Linked DNA regions of Homo sapiens: region 2 is linked to region 1. Evidence: chromatin loops called from intact Hi-C (ENCODE). Cell type or tissue: PC-9. All regions are shown on one strand. Each heading gives the region's core, and the rest is flanking DNA. Links, peaks and the distances in the headings are about the cores only.

What was found. Peaks named below come from ENCODE experiments on the same cell type or tissue, not always from the same donor. Only the 100,000 strongest peaks of a DNase experiment are listed, where the experiment ranks them.
Region 2: it touches region 1 in a loop (16-fold over the local background); 86 of 110 quality-filtered maps call a loop at or near these places.

What each region holds. Positions count from the first base shown.
Region 1 is chr16:1,051,378-1,058,848 of GRCh38, reverse strand. No RefSeq gene overlaps it. Among named protein-coding and RNA genes, the nearest start is that of SSTR5, 18 kb to the left of the region's middle. RefSeq lists a silencer at 1,107-1,286. In PC-9, for the core only: CTCF peaks have their summits at 3,361 and 3,561 (motif pointing right); no DNase peak of the experiment used is centred there; H3K27me3 peaks cover 2,400 bases.
Region 2 is chr16:813,026-819,228 of GRCh38, reverse strand. No RefSeq gene overlaps it. Among named protein-coding and RNA genes, the nearest start is that of GNG13, 15 kb to the right of the region's middle. RefSeq lists an enhancer at 1,589-2,089 and a silencer at 5,428-5,507. In PC-9, for the core only: no CTCF peak of the experiment used is centred there; a DNase peak (open chromatin) is centred at 3,598.

The DNA.
Region 1 (7,471 bases), core at 1,447-6,446:
TGGCACGTGCCTGTAGTCCCAGCTACTTGGGAGGCTGAGGCAGGAGAGTCCCTTGAACCCGGGAGGCGGAGCTTGCAGTGAGCCGAGATCACACCACTGCACTCCAGCCCGGGCAACAGAGCGAGACTCCGTCTGAAACACAAAACCCCTCCAGCCCTGTGAAGTGTGCAAAGAGGCTCCGGAAGCTCGCAGATGAGATGCAGGCATAAAGCCTGCCCCCACTTCCCGCCCCCAGAATGTCCTGGGGACCCTGGTGGGCACTGGTCAGGGCCCGTGGGGGTTTCCTGGGGCAGGATGCAGCTTGGGTGACTGGGCTGAGGCCCCCAGCCGACTCTGGGGGGTCCCAGGCAGGTTGGGGCAGACGGGAGGGCGGGGGTTGGGGAGGCAGCAGCCCCTTCTCTTGTGGCGTGGCTGTGACTCCCTTCCCTTCACACGAAGCAGTCAGGATGCGGCAGCCGGGGGCTCGGGGCCTTCACGGGGCAAGTTCAAGCCCAGCGCCGGCCTCCCTGGGACCCCCCACAGCTCCTGTCATGATCATGTCACGTGGACATGGGATCTTTGGCTGAAGAGACAAATGGCAGCATTGACCAGGGGCAGGCAGAGGCCGGACACTGAGCAGGAAGTGGGGGCTGATGGGAGCCGGGACTCCGGGTGGGGGAAGGGAGGGTCTGCTGGCAAGGCCTCCCCCACCAGGCCGCTCTCCGTGGGCTCTGAGCGCCCCCCGACCAGCCCCCCAGGGGTCCTCACCCTGGGACCCCCATGTCCCCCATGAACTGAATCTGCCTGGACCCCATGCTTGGTGACGCCCCCACCCCCCTCCTCCCAGCTCCAGGGTGGGGGGACCCTGCTTCGTCCCTGCCCGGACCCTGTCGGGGGAATTAAACAGGGGGATGGGGCGTGGGGCAGAAGGGACAGCAGCAGGGGCTTAGGGCCACCTCAGAAAGTGGGGGCTCCTGGAGGGGACCAGCCTCCCTGCCACCTGGCGGGTGACACCGGGGTCCCCAGGCACAGGCCGCCCACTGCCCAGCGCCGGACTCCCCAGCTCCACCACACCTGGTTCTCTCCCCGACCAGGCCCCGACCCTGGGGACCCTCGAGGAGGGGCCTGGACACGCCGGGGGGGGGGTTGCAGCAGCCCCCACCGGACGGTCCCTGCGTTTGAACCGCGGTGTCGGGACCGCCGGCTTCTGGCGCCCTCTGGTGGGCACAGTGGGCCCTGCGTGAGGTCGGGCTTGGTGGGCGGCTCTGAGGCTGGAGCTCAGTGACAGCCACAGTGGGTCCTGAACTGGGGCTGGGGCAGAGGCAGCGAGAGCCGGGGTCCCTGTGTCCCACGGCCTGGCAGGGACCCGCTCCCAGCAGCTCTGTTGTGCGGCCTTGGCTGGTCAGTCAGCCCCTCTGAGCCTGGTGTCCCCGGCAATACGGGGTCACAATGACGTCCCCTGCCCACTCTGCCAGGCATTTCCAGGAAAGCCCTGCCGTGGGCCCGTTCCCAGGCCTGAATCTGTTCCTCGGGGACCTCTGGATTGGCAGGCCCTGCCCTGGTGCTCCTGACAGCCCTGCCCAGGCCAATCCTTCTTTGGGGATGGGTACTGTCAGCCTCACGGGCCCTCAGTGATAGGGACAGGAGACAGAAATTCTAGGTAGAAAAAGATGGGGTTCCTGAGGAACCCCACCCTCAAGCCTGGAAGCATAGCCCTGAGTGAGAACACGCATTCCAGTTTCCCTGCTCCAATGCTGCCTTTTCCAAAACCACCACTGCCTCGCCCCACCCCCATCCTGTACCCATAAAAACTCCTGACCTTATTGGCAGAGAACAGAGCAGGCAAGGAGAGGAGAAGCAGCTGGCCATCGGAGATGGCAGTTTGACATCAGAGAGGAGCAGCGTGACCTCAGAGGGACAGCTGGACAGCAGGACTTTGGAGAAGAGTCTGGTAGAGACGGCAGGACTTCAGGGGACTATCACCTTCCCCCTCCACCCCCTCTCCAGCTCCCCCTCCCACTGAGAGCCTCTTCCACCACCTTCCCCCTCCACCCCCTCTCCAGCTCCCGCTCCCTGTGAGAGCCTCGTCCATCACCTTCCCCCTCCACCCCCTCTCCAGCTCCCCTCCCTCTGACAGCCTCTTCCATCACCTTCCCCCTCCACCCCCTCTCCAGCTCCCCCTCCCTCTGAGAGCCTCTTCCATCACCTTCCCCCTCCACCCCCTCTCCAGCTCTCCCTCCCTCTGAGAGCCTCTTCCATCACCTTCCCCCTCCACCCCCCTTTCCAGGTCCCCCTCCCTCCATCGGCCATAAAATCCCTTGCATTTACTATCCTTCAATTTCTTCATGCAACCTGATATTTCCTGGATGCTGGACAAGAGCTTGGGATACAGAAAGCTGTCACACTGACCCTCTGCCCTCGAGAAAAGGCAGAGGGTCCACTGAGCTGTTAAACACTCCAGACATCCTTGGACAGCAAAGCTAAAAGCACTGTAACACACACCCTCTGAGGCTTCACGGGTCACAGGCACTGCCCTAGACACTGCCACAGGACTGCACGGAGTTCTGCTCCTGCTGTGCCCAGAAGTGTTCACTCCAGCTCCTGCACCCGCCCACCTGCGTGCTCCTGCTGCCTCGAGGGGTTGAGAGCTCTGGGCTAAGCAAGATACCGCTGTCACCAGGCCCACAAAGGGGTCAAGGAAAATTTCTTGTTTCATTGGGGTGTGCGTGGCATGGACGGGAGAGGAGGGGCAACACAGGGCTGCCTTTACCAGGTCACTCCCCTTTCTGCCCTTGGGGACCTGCCTCAGTGCCGCCCCCCAGGTAGATGGGTTTGGGGCCAGGGACCCCCCCAAAGCAGGCAACCCTCAGCTCGGCCACCCTCTGACCTTGGGTCCCATGGCCGGGCTCTCAGGTAGGGCCTGGCCACCCAAAAGCAGCCCCAGCACCCCAACCAACCCTCACCCCACAAGGCCACAGTCCCTACAGCAGCCCCAGCACGTCCCGGCCCGCTGTCCCCTGAGCACCCCTGACAAACCCTCGTCCTGCAAGACCACAGTCCCTACGGCAGCCCTGCCCATTCCTTCCCGGCCTGGAGCTTAGGGTTCCTGCAACAGGCTGGGGCCTATGGAGAGTGGCTTGCACCTGGTGTGCTGGGGTGTGGCTGTTAACACCTGGGGCGCAGCCTCACCAAAGCAGGGTGTTCGCAGTGGCTCTTATACCACCACGGGGCGGGCCTCCCTGAGGCCCCTCTGCTCCATCTCCCTTTGTCCCCAGAAGCGCTGAGCCCGAGCGCCCTGGGGTCCTGCTCTGAACACACTGTGTGCCCTTCCCTCCCCAGCTGGCCCTCAGAGACCCTTGGCAGGGCCTGATTTTCAGGACCACGGCCGCAAGCAACCTCCTGGCCCCCTCCTCCCCTTCAGCTCTGCAAACCAGCTCCCTGACCAAGGAGACTTTCAGAACTGCCCTCTGATCCTGCAATCTGAGAGGACCACACCACCGTGCAGCCCCCACCCCGGGCCTCGGCTCCCTGAGCCCCAGGACCCCGCATCAGGGCCTGAAGAATCAGGCGGAGCACGGCCGGCGCTGGCCACTGGGGGGCACACGTGCAGTTCTCAAGGCTCCCAGCAGCGCCGGTGTCCGGCGTCCAGTCCTGCCAGGCTCAGGCCCGAGGACAGGGGTTGGGGGTTCTATGTGGGGCTCCTCCTGCCCTGTGGCGAGGGCTTTCTCATGCCAAGATTGAAACCCCTGGTTTCCAGGCTAAGACCTAGGGCCCAGAACCAGCCCAGCTGACCTTCCTGGCCTGGCTGCAGGGCCCAGGGAAGCTGGACCCTGGGGGTGGGACTGGGACCCTCCCGCCTCCCCCAGCCCCACCCACTCTCTGCTGGCTTTGCTGCCGGCGAGTGGCCAGCCCGGCCGCCCCACACCCTCCAGCAGCTGGTGGGCGACCCTCCCGGCAGCAGGACTTGCCTGGCTGGGCCGGCCACACCTGCTGCAGCAGCTGGCTCAAAATCCCCAAATCCTGGCAAGCTGCCCGCCTGGCCCCGCACCGGCCAGGCCAGCGCATCCTTGGCCCGTAGGGTCTGCCTGTCCTTTGCTGAACCGGCTGTTGGGGACCGTGGCCAGGTGGGCAGGCGGACAGCACCCCAGCCTGGAGACACCAGGGCTGCTCACACGCCAGGCTGCACTGTCTCAGCCCTTTGTGTGTGTGGGTGGGGGTGGTACCCCGCCTGGGCTCTGCTGGAGCAATTCAGATGAGAGTCTGTAGGCTTTTCAGGAGAAAGAAAAACAGAGACATGGGTGCTGGGGTCTGACCCTCACCCCACCTCCTCGGGCAGGGGAGAAAGCAGGGTGTCATTCTTCTGAGGGCAGGCGGCCGCTGGACAGGCCCAGCCCCCCTGCCCCGGCCAGCCTGCCCCAGGCCCGTCAACCCCCTCAGTGTCCATCTCCGGCTCATCCTCACTGGGACCCTCGGGCCAGTGGCAGCCTGGGTAGGCCAGGAGGGTGTGCAGGCCAGGAGGGTGTGCAGGCCAGGAGGGTGTGCAGGCCAGGAGGGTGGGCAGCACCAGGAGGGTGGGCAGGACCAGGAGGAGCGGGGCTCAGCTGCCACAGGGGCCCTCCAAGCCGTCACCCAACCCTGGCCTGAGTTTGCCACTTGATACCTGGCCACTTGGCTGCTCCCAGGCCTTGGGGGAGGCCGGGTCCCCGGCTGCCGGATGCTGGGAGTCAGAGCCCCAGGAGCAGAGAGGCGGTGGTCGCCGCCCATCCAGGGCCTAGGTGGGGGTGCTGCCAAGGCAGGTGGCGAAACCGCAGCCAGTGCTTCCCCCCGTGGGTGCTCGCTTATCCCCGCCCCCCGGCATTTGCTGAGCACCTACTGTGTGCTGCCGGTCCCTCCGTGCTGAGACAGACCCAGCAAGGGGCCTGCGGAAACTGCCTTGTGCCCAGCACGTGGCTCCTCCCTGGCCCCCCACTGTCTGCGTGCGGGGGCTCCCCAAGCATGCACCCTCCTGGGACCCTGCCCTGCCCAGTCTGCACCTGCTGGGTGCAGGTGGGGCCCCTTGCTCTGCCTGGGGTCAGTGGGAGGGGCTGGGGTGGCTGTGGTCACTAAGCAGGTATTCTGAGGGGAGAGCCTGGGCAGCATCAGATGGTGACATCCTGGGGTCAGCGTCCTGCACTCAGCAAGACAGCAGCCCCTGCGGAGTGCTGAGTGGACAGAGGTGGGGGCTGGCTCGTCCTGTGCCCAAGGCTGGGTGGGAGAGCACTGCAGCCCCGGCCCACCCCAGCTGCCCACCCCAGCCTGGTGCCCACCCCCTGAAAGTCCCCCCTGCTGGCATCTGTAGCCGAGGTAACTGATCCCTGGTGGGGGCCGGGCTGGCCTGGGCTCTGGTCTCTCTTGGCTCCCGAGCCTCCGGCCCAGCTGTTGCTGAGGAGGCTGCGTCTGTCCTCGGGGCCAACAGCTGCAGGCCCGGAAGCGCCCCCCTCCCACATCCCCCAGAGCAGGTGTGTCCCCCACAGCCCAACCCAGCCTGCCAAGGATGGGTCCCAGGGATACGGGGGCCTCCTGCCCTTCTCTGCTCAACTTTTCGGGGCCTGGGCTGGGACTGCTGTTGGAGTCCTCAGTCCTGTGGGTAGCAGACGCCAAGTCCCTGGTGGCCAGCCTGTGGCCAAGTGGGCTGAGCACTCACTGCAGCCCCGACCAAGAGCAGCTGTGCCCCTCAGCCACGCTCACCAGACCCAAAGTGCACGGCCGGGCACACACCCTTCCACCTGCCCCACTGTCCAGGCTCGGCGGGGGCCTCCCCGATGCCACTCCCCTCCCTCCAGGCTCCGACACCCACACTGTCCTCACTGACCTGAGAGCCTGTGTCACAGTGTCCCCAGCGTGGCAGGAGAGGGATGCCTGAGCCATGGCAGCCATTGGTGATCCCGTGTCAGCTGGGTGACAGCTGAACCCCAGGCCAGCCCCTGGTAGCCCACCTGCAGTGCCCCTGGCGGGCATCCAGCCCTGCCTGGCCCAACTCCATGCCATGCTATGAGGCTGATCAATTCCCCAGCAGTCGGTGGCCACAGCGGAGGGTGCCTGAGACTCCAAACTGGGGACCCACCTTGTGGACACCCTCCCTCCTCCACCACAGCTGTGGGTACCATGTCCTCCCTCCTGCCTCCTCTCGCTTATGGGCCTTGACACCCCTCCCCTGCCCTGCCCTCCCTGCTGCCTGCTGGACCCATCACTGCCTTCAGCCCCTGAGTCCTCCTCTGGCCCTGGAACCCTCCCCAGCTTGCTATCAGGGCCCAGCATACCTGCTCCAGGGATGGGGTGCAGCCCCCACCCTGACTAGACCCCGGCACAGGAGACCTCAGGTTAGGGACTCCCCCAGGGAAGTAACTGGAGCCCCCGCCCCATGGTGGAGGGGCCAGGCTCCGGGGGACCTGCCAGGGGTAAGTGCCAGTCAGACTGTGTGCCCGGGACAGCTGCCCTGCTACAGTTGGTTCCTGTCCTGGGCTGAACGGTGTCCCCCAGATTCATATCCACCCAGAACCTCAGCGTGTGACCTTACACGGAGATGGCATCTTTGCAAATTTATTTATTTATTTATTGAGATGGAGTCTTACTCTGTTGCCCTGGCTGGAGTGCAATGGCGTTATCTCAGCTCATTGCAACCTCCGCCTCCCAGGTTCAACTGATTCTCCTGCCTCAGCCTCCTGAGTAGCTGGGATTATAGGCGCCTGCCACCACGCCCGGCTATTTTTTGTATTTTTAGTAGAGACAGGGTTTCGCCATGTTGGCCGGGCTGGTCTTGAACTCCTGACCTCAGGTGATCTGCCTGCCTCAGCCTCCCAAAGTGCTGGGATTACAGGCATGAGCCACCGAGCCTGGCCATTTTTGCAAATTTAATCAGCTAAGATGAGGTCATGCAGGATTACGGTGAAAGGGTCCTTGTGAGAAAAGGAAAAGAGGAGAATGGGTAGGGCTTCCAGGGAGGTGCCGGGCCCGGGGACGTCAGGGCCCAGGGGGCCAACAGGCCCTGGTCATGCTCTCATGGCAGAGTCAGAGAAGATGACGAGGCCATGGCCTCTGCACCCCCAACATCCAAATCCCCGCCCCCACGCCCAGACCCCGGGGGGCCGATCTCTGGTGCAGAGAGGTGTCTCCCCAGGAAAGCGCAGAGGGGGTCGGCGTGGCTCCCAGGTGTGGGGAGGGCGGCACATCCGAGACGTGGATGCAGGACCCAGAGCGGGAGCTCTGGGGAAGCAGGAAGACCCCTGTTCCTCCTGGGGCAGGGCCGCCCATCGGCCAGGTGGTCTGGGCACAGAAGTGGGTGGGCCTGGTGGGCCCTGATGCAAAGGGTTGGAGGGAGTGCAGGGCTCGATTAGCGATGCCTGCCCTGGGCATACGGAGGAGTGGGGTCCTATGTGCCATGGCCAGCTGAGAGGGAGAAGGCCTTGCCGGGAAACCCTCAAAGGTCCTCCGCAGCCAGCCCGAGCTGAGGTTG
Region 2 (6,203 bases), core at 1,204-6,203, 240 kb after region 1:
AGGAATCCTCTAAGTTGAGCTTTGTTGCTTGAGTTCACACTCAACTTGCTCTTTTTTAAGTGGGACCCACTAGTACATCCCTTTCTCAACGCCTATTTTCTGATTTAATGGAAATGACTCTAGGGAGGTGAAAAGGAATATTATTACTTCACAGTCCACGTGTATTCCATAGTAAAAGTCAGGTGGTTCTGCAACATGGAGGTCTGGCATCCTCAGGCTGTGTCCTGACAGCAAACTGGACGTGGTACAGCCAAGATGGTGAGGGCCATCATCATCACCACCATCACTACAGTCTTTACTACCATCATCACCATCACTATAGTCTTCACCATCATCATCACCATCACTACAGTCTTCACCATCATCACCATCACTAGTCTTCACCATCATCACCATCACTAGTCTTCACCATCATCACTACAGTCTTCACCATCATCACCATCACTACAGTCTTCACCATCATCATCACCATCACTACAGTTCACCGTCATCATCACCATCACTACAGTCTTCACCACCATTGTCACCATCATCTTTGGCTGACACTTACATGGCACTGACCACTTGCCCTCTCCATGTATCCATTTATCTAATCCTCACACCTGTTAGGTAGGAACCATTAGCCCCAATTCACAACTGATGAAACCAGAGCACAGAGAGGTTAAAACCACGTAGGCAGAAGGTAACACCACCAGAGTGTGAACCCAGGCAGTCTGGTTCCAGAATTAGTCCTGTCCCTGAGCCCCCCAACTCTAGGTGAGCCAGCATTCAGACACAGCAGGCTCGTGGGTGCCCAGTCAGCAAGGACTGCCTTGCTTTCCTTCCTCCTGCCTCCTTCTGCTTTGGCCTGTGTCCTGCACAGAGAAGGCTCCCCCAGGCACCGTGGGGGCGGAAGGACGGGGCAAGTGGGCGTTAAGATGGGAAAGTCTCAGTCCGGGGGCAGTGGCTCACACCTATAATCCTAGCACTTTGGGAGGCCAAGGAGGGCATGAGCTCAGGAGTTTGAGACTAGCCTGGGCAGCATGGTGAAACCCCATCTCCACTTAAAATACAAAATTAGCCGGGTGTGGGGCAGGCGCCTGTAGTCCCAGCCACTCAGGAGGCTGAGGCAGGAGAATCACTTGAACTCGGGAGGCAGAGGTTGCAGTGAGCCGAGATCACGCCACTGCACTCCAGCCTGGGATAAAAAAGCGAAACAGTCTCAAAAAAAAAAAAAAAAAAAAAAAACGGGGAGGTCTGGCTCATGTCACTCACCCGCAGCTGGAGCACCCCCGAGGAGCCCCACTCAACAGTGGCTTCTCTGAAGATGAGCCACAGAAGTTCAGTTCCTGGGGAGCAGGGCTGGTTCTTTCCTGCTTTTAATGCTATAGGAAACCTCGGCTGCTGGGGAGGCTGCGGGCGAGGGGCCGCAGACAGGCCGAGGGTCTGCAGGAAGCCGCGAGTCGACAGGAGAGAGGGGATGAGAGGCGCGCTGAGCAAAGGCGGCGAGAAACGCTGCCGTCACCTCCTGCCCGGGCCCCGTGGGGCCGCCCGGCCGCCGCCACGCAGACGTGGTGTGTAAAACCGTGGGTCAGCCCGCGTCTGCTGGTCGCCGGGGAGCAGAGGCTCGTTAAGACCGTCTGTTAAAAGCCAGCGGCTTCCATCGTCACTCAGCTAAAAACGTGTCAGTGGAGAGCGGAGCCAAACGTGCTTTTTCTAGGGGAGGAAACAGGCTTTTCACACACCGGCTGTCGCCAGGACCAGGTAGGTGTGAGGGCCTGGCGGGCGATGGTGGGTGGCAAGGGGATGGCCGGCAGTGGCGCCAAAGCGTTGCGTCTTGCCAGAGCCTCCCTCCTCGCCTCCCGGTCAGATCCTCACCCTCCCTCGCCACCGCGCGCCTGCAGCCGCACTCGCCCCTCCCAGCCTTGGCCGGAGCGTCCTCCAAGGTGCGGTGCGAGGCAGCAGACAGAGTCCCCATGCCAGCCACCCTCCCCTTCTCGCTCCGTCTTGCCAGGCGACTCCGAGTCTTCAGCGGCAGAACGTGGTCCTCCCTTCGGGGTCCCTGAGCTGCAATGCAGCCGCTTGAGGCTGGGGACGGCTCCAAGGAGCCCCCAGTCACCAAGAAGCAGCCTCCAGAAAGGCCGCTGCGGGTTCCGGGGAAAGGCGGCCTGAACGTGCATTCCCGTGAGACTGCCTGGAGGGGCGAGCTCTGCTGCGGGGCAGGGGGTGCCTGATGTGGGCTGAGGCCTGTGCAGAGAAGCCAAGAGGACACCTGGACCCTCCGCCGAGTCCAGCCACCAGAGACCCAGAGCCCCCCACGAAAGCAGAGCCTCGGGCCGGGCCCTGTGGCTCACGCCTGTAATCCCAGCACTATGGGAGCCCGAGGCGGGAGGATCACGAGGTCAGGAGACTGAGACCATCCTGGCTGACACGGTGAAACCTCATCTCTAATAAATATACAAAAAATTAGCCGGGCGTGGTGGTGGGCGCCTGTAGTCCCAGCTACTCGGGAGGCTGAGGCAGGAGAATGGCGTGAACCTGGGAGGCGGAGCTTGCAGTGAGAGGAGATCGCACCACTGCACTCCAGCCTGGGTGACAGAGCGAGACTCCGTCTCAAAAAAAAAAAAAAAAAAAAAAGAAAGCACAGCCTCTGCTCCCTGCTGAGGAGGCCCCAGGCCAGGGGAGGGGGGCTGCCCCACGTGTTCCCGCTGGGTAGACCCCTGCCCCCACCCACAACAAATGGGGCACAGCAGGTGTGGAGGGGGCAGCCTTCTGCACCCCTCCTGGTGCTCAGCTCTCTCCCGGGACCCCTGCACCTCCCAAGGGCACCAGGCCTCCCCTGGCCCCGTGCCTTGTTGGCTTCCAGGCCTGACCCTACGTGACCTCTTCTCTGGGGTTCCCCTCACCTCCTCCCAGTGCCAGGGGAGGGACACGGGTGCCTACAGGGAAGGTGACAGGTCCCTTCTAGCCTCGAGAAAAGTATGGTAAGCCCCGGTTGAGGGACCTTCTAGGAAATCCCGACCTTCCTCCTCAAAACCGCCCAGACCACCAAAACCAAGGGAAGTCCAAGAAATGGCCACAGCCCAGGGGGGTTCACAGCCCAGGGGTGCTCAGGCAGCCAGACGGGAACTGTCCCAGGATGGGGAAAGGCCCCTCGGTGAAGGCCGAGGACTCCGGTAAACTGCGTCGATCCTGGTTCACGCCAGTGTGGGGTGTCACCTCCACGGGACCCTGCGGGGAGGGCACAGATGGGGGCTCGGCTCTGTCTCCTCAGTGTTTCAGAAAACCCACAGCTGCCCAAAAGAAAACCTGTTATTTGTTTAAAGTACTAAGATTCCTGTCATCCCAGCACTTTGCGAGGCCAAGGCAGGAGGATCGCTTGAGACCAGAAGTTTAAGACCACCCTAGGCAACATACTGAGCCCTCGTCTCTATCAAAAAAAAAAAAAAAAAACATTAAAAAATTAGCCAGGCACGGTGGTACCCACCTGTGGTCTCAGGAGACTGGGGCAGGAGGATCACTAGAGCCCAGGAGAGGTCAAGGCTGCAGTGAGCTAGGATGGCGCCAGTGCACTCTGGCCTGGGTGACTAAGGGAGGCCCTGTCTCAAAAAAATACATTTTTTGGCTGGGTGTGGTGACTCACACCTGTAATCCCAGCACTTCCAGAGGCTGAGGCAGATGGATTACTTGAGGTCAGGAGTTCAATACCAGTCTGGCCAACATGGTGAAACCCCATCTCTACTAAAAATACAAAAATTAGGCGAGCGTGCTGGCAGGCGCCTGTAATCCCAGCTACTCGGGAGGCTGAGGCAGAAGAATTGCTTGAACCCAGGAGGCAGAGGTTGCAGTGAGCCGAGATCACACCACTGCACTCCAGCCTGGGTGACAGAGCAAGACTTTGTCTCAAAAAAAACTTTTTAAGGTAGCACGATTCACCCATAATGACATCAGCCCAGCATTTCCACCAACCTCAAAAGAGAAGAGACGGGCCTGGCTGAGCCCCAGCAGCCCACGTGCCACACTCCGAGTTTCTGCACAGCCTGGCTGTACTCGCGGGCCCCCATCTCGGCCCCACTTCTCCTCAGCTGCTTCTGGGGTTTCTGTGAGTAATTCCCCAACAATTCGGACCTCAGTGACTCTGGACTGAGGAGTCTCACCTCCCAGAGTGACTGTGGTTATAAATAGGATTTTCTCAAGCTGGTTTCTACTCTGAAAACTGTAATAACATATGTCTGATCCTCGTCTTCAACAAAAAGATTTAAAAGCAGCAAAGCATGGCCAGGCATGGTGGCTCACGCCTGTAATCCCAGCACTCTGGGAGGCCAAGGCAGGTGGATCACTTGAGATCAGGAATTCAAGACCAGCCTGGCCAACATGGTGAAACCCCATCTCTACTACAGATACAAAAAATTAGCCCGGCGTGGTGCCGGACGCCTGTAATCCCAGCTACTCGGGAGGCTGAGGCAGGAGAATCGCTTGAACCCGGGAGGCGAAGGTTGCAGTGAGCCGAGATTGTGCCACACTGTACTCCAGCCTGGGCAACAGAGCAAGACTCCATCTCTGAATGAATGAAGCAAAGCAACGTTGGTAAAGACCCCACAACAGGCATCTGGCGGCTGTGTCCAGACCATGCTTCTCAAAGGGGACCCAGAAAGCTTCCAGGGTCCCCGAGGTCAAACCTGTTTTCCTGACACTTCTAAGAACGGTTTCCTTCCCATTCTTATTATTTTTTTTTTGAGACTGTGTCTCGCTCTGTTGCCCAGGCTGGAGTGCGATGGCATATGGCATAGTCTCGGCTCCATGCAACCTCCACCTCCAGGGCTCAAGTGATTCTGGTGCCTCAGCCTCCGGAGTAGCTCGGATTACAGGCGTCCGCCACCACGCCTGGCTACATTTTTGCATTTTAGTAGACATGGGGTTTCACCATGTTGCCCAGGGTGGTCTCAAACTCCCGCCCTGAGGTGATCAGCCCACCTCGGCCTCCCCAGGTGCTGGGATTACAGGCCTGAGCCGCTGCGCCCGGCCTCCTTCCCACTCTCCTGAAAGTGTGGGGCGGAATGTTCCGGAGGCCACCGGCTTGCAAGCAGACGCAGACATGAGAATCCAGCACAAAGTCACGCCTTCTTTTTCTTCCCACTACATTTTTTTTTTATGGGGAAACAGTTGCTTTTCCTTAAAATGCTATGTTCACGTGCAATGGATTTATTGCTATTTTTACGTGAAAAGGTGAACATTTTTAAATGCTCTGTTTCTGGTAGAGTGAATGTCCACAGCGGCCGCCCACGTAAACAAAAGCCCGAATGGTTTTAGGATTGTGAAGGGTCCTGGGAGCCGGGCTGGGCCAGCGTTGGGTGAGGATCCTTCCGGAACCCGGGGTCACGGGGACGATCACACGGACCTGTGGCTCCACCCGGTGGTGACGGCGAGGACGGCGGGAGACCCCAGCGGGCAGGAGCGCGGCCCGAACCGCGCGGCCCCGGGGATCCGCCCAGGGCAGGCAGGCAGGGGTGCCCCGGGCGCTGGGGGTTCGGGGCTGGCCGTCCTCCGCGGCGGGGCGGTCCTGCGGGTCGCAGGGTCCTGGGCGGCCTCCCCGGGCTCCACCAGCCAGATGCCTGCGGCAACACCAGCGGAGATCACAGACGTCTCCAGATGCCGGCCAGCGTCCCCCGGGGGCAGAAGCGCCCAACCCCGTGAGAGCTGCCCAGTCCACAACACAGACAGGACGGTGCCGAGGGAGGCGTCAGCACGGAGCAAAACATTCGCACATGATGGCCGAGAGCTCCGGGCACTTGCTCCACCTCCACTCCGTCCCACAGGGGCTCCAAGCCGGCCGCTCCCCACCATGGGAGTCGGGGTGGACCCAGGGATGGGGAGGCCGTGTCGGTCCGGCGTCCTTGCCGGTCCCGCAGCAATAGCAGAGGGGATGTCTGTGCGGTCGCCGCCCACGGCAGCATCTGCAGGGTCAGCGGCGCAGGAGGGGTTCAGGCCTGGGCGCTCCCTGGGGGTCTCGGCCTCTCCTTGCCTCCTGCGGGCCTCACAGACCCCGGGGACTCCCACACAGTCCTTGAGGCCCCCCACCCACGGCTGCACCAAGGGGCAGTGCCTGAGCCCTCAGCCCCGTATGAGATATATATGATATGTACACACACACACGTATATAAAGTTACAGGTGTGAAAAGGTTCATGGTGGCATTTTTTGGTAGACTGGTTTTTAGTAGGATGAG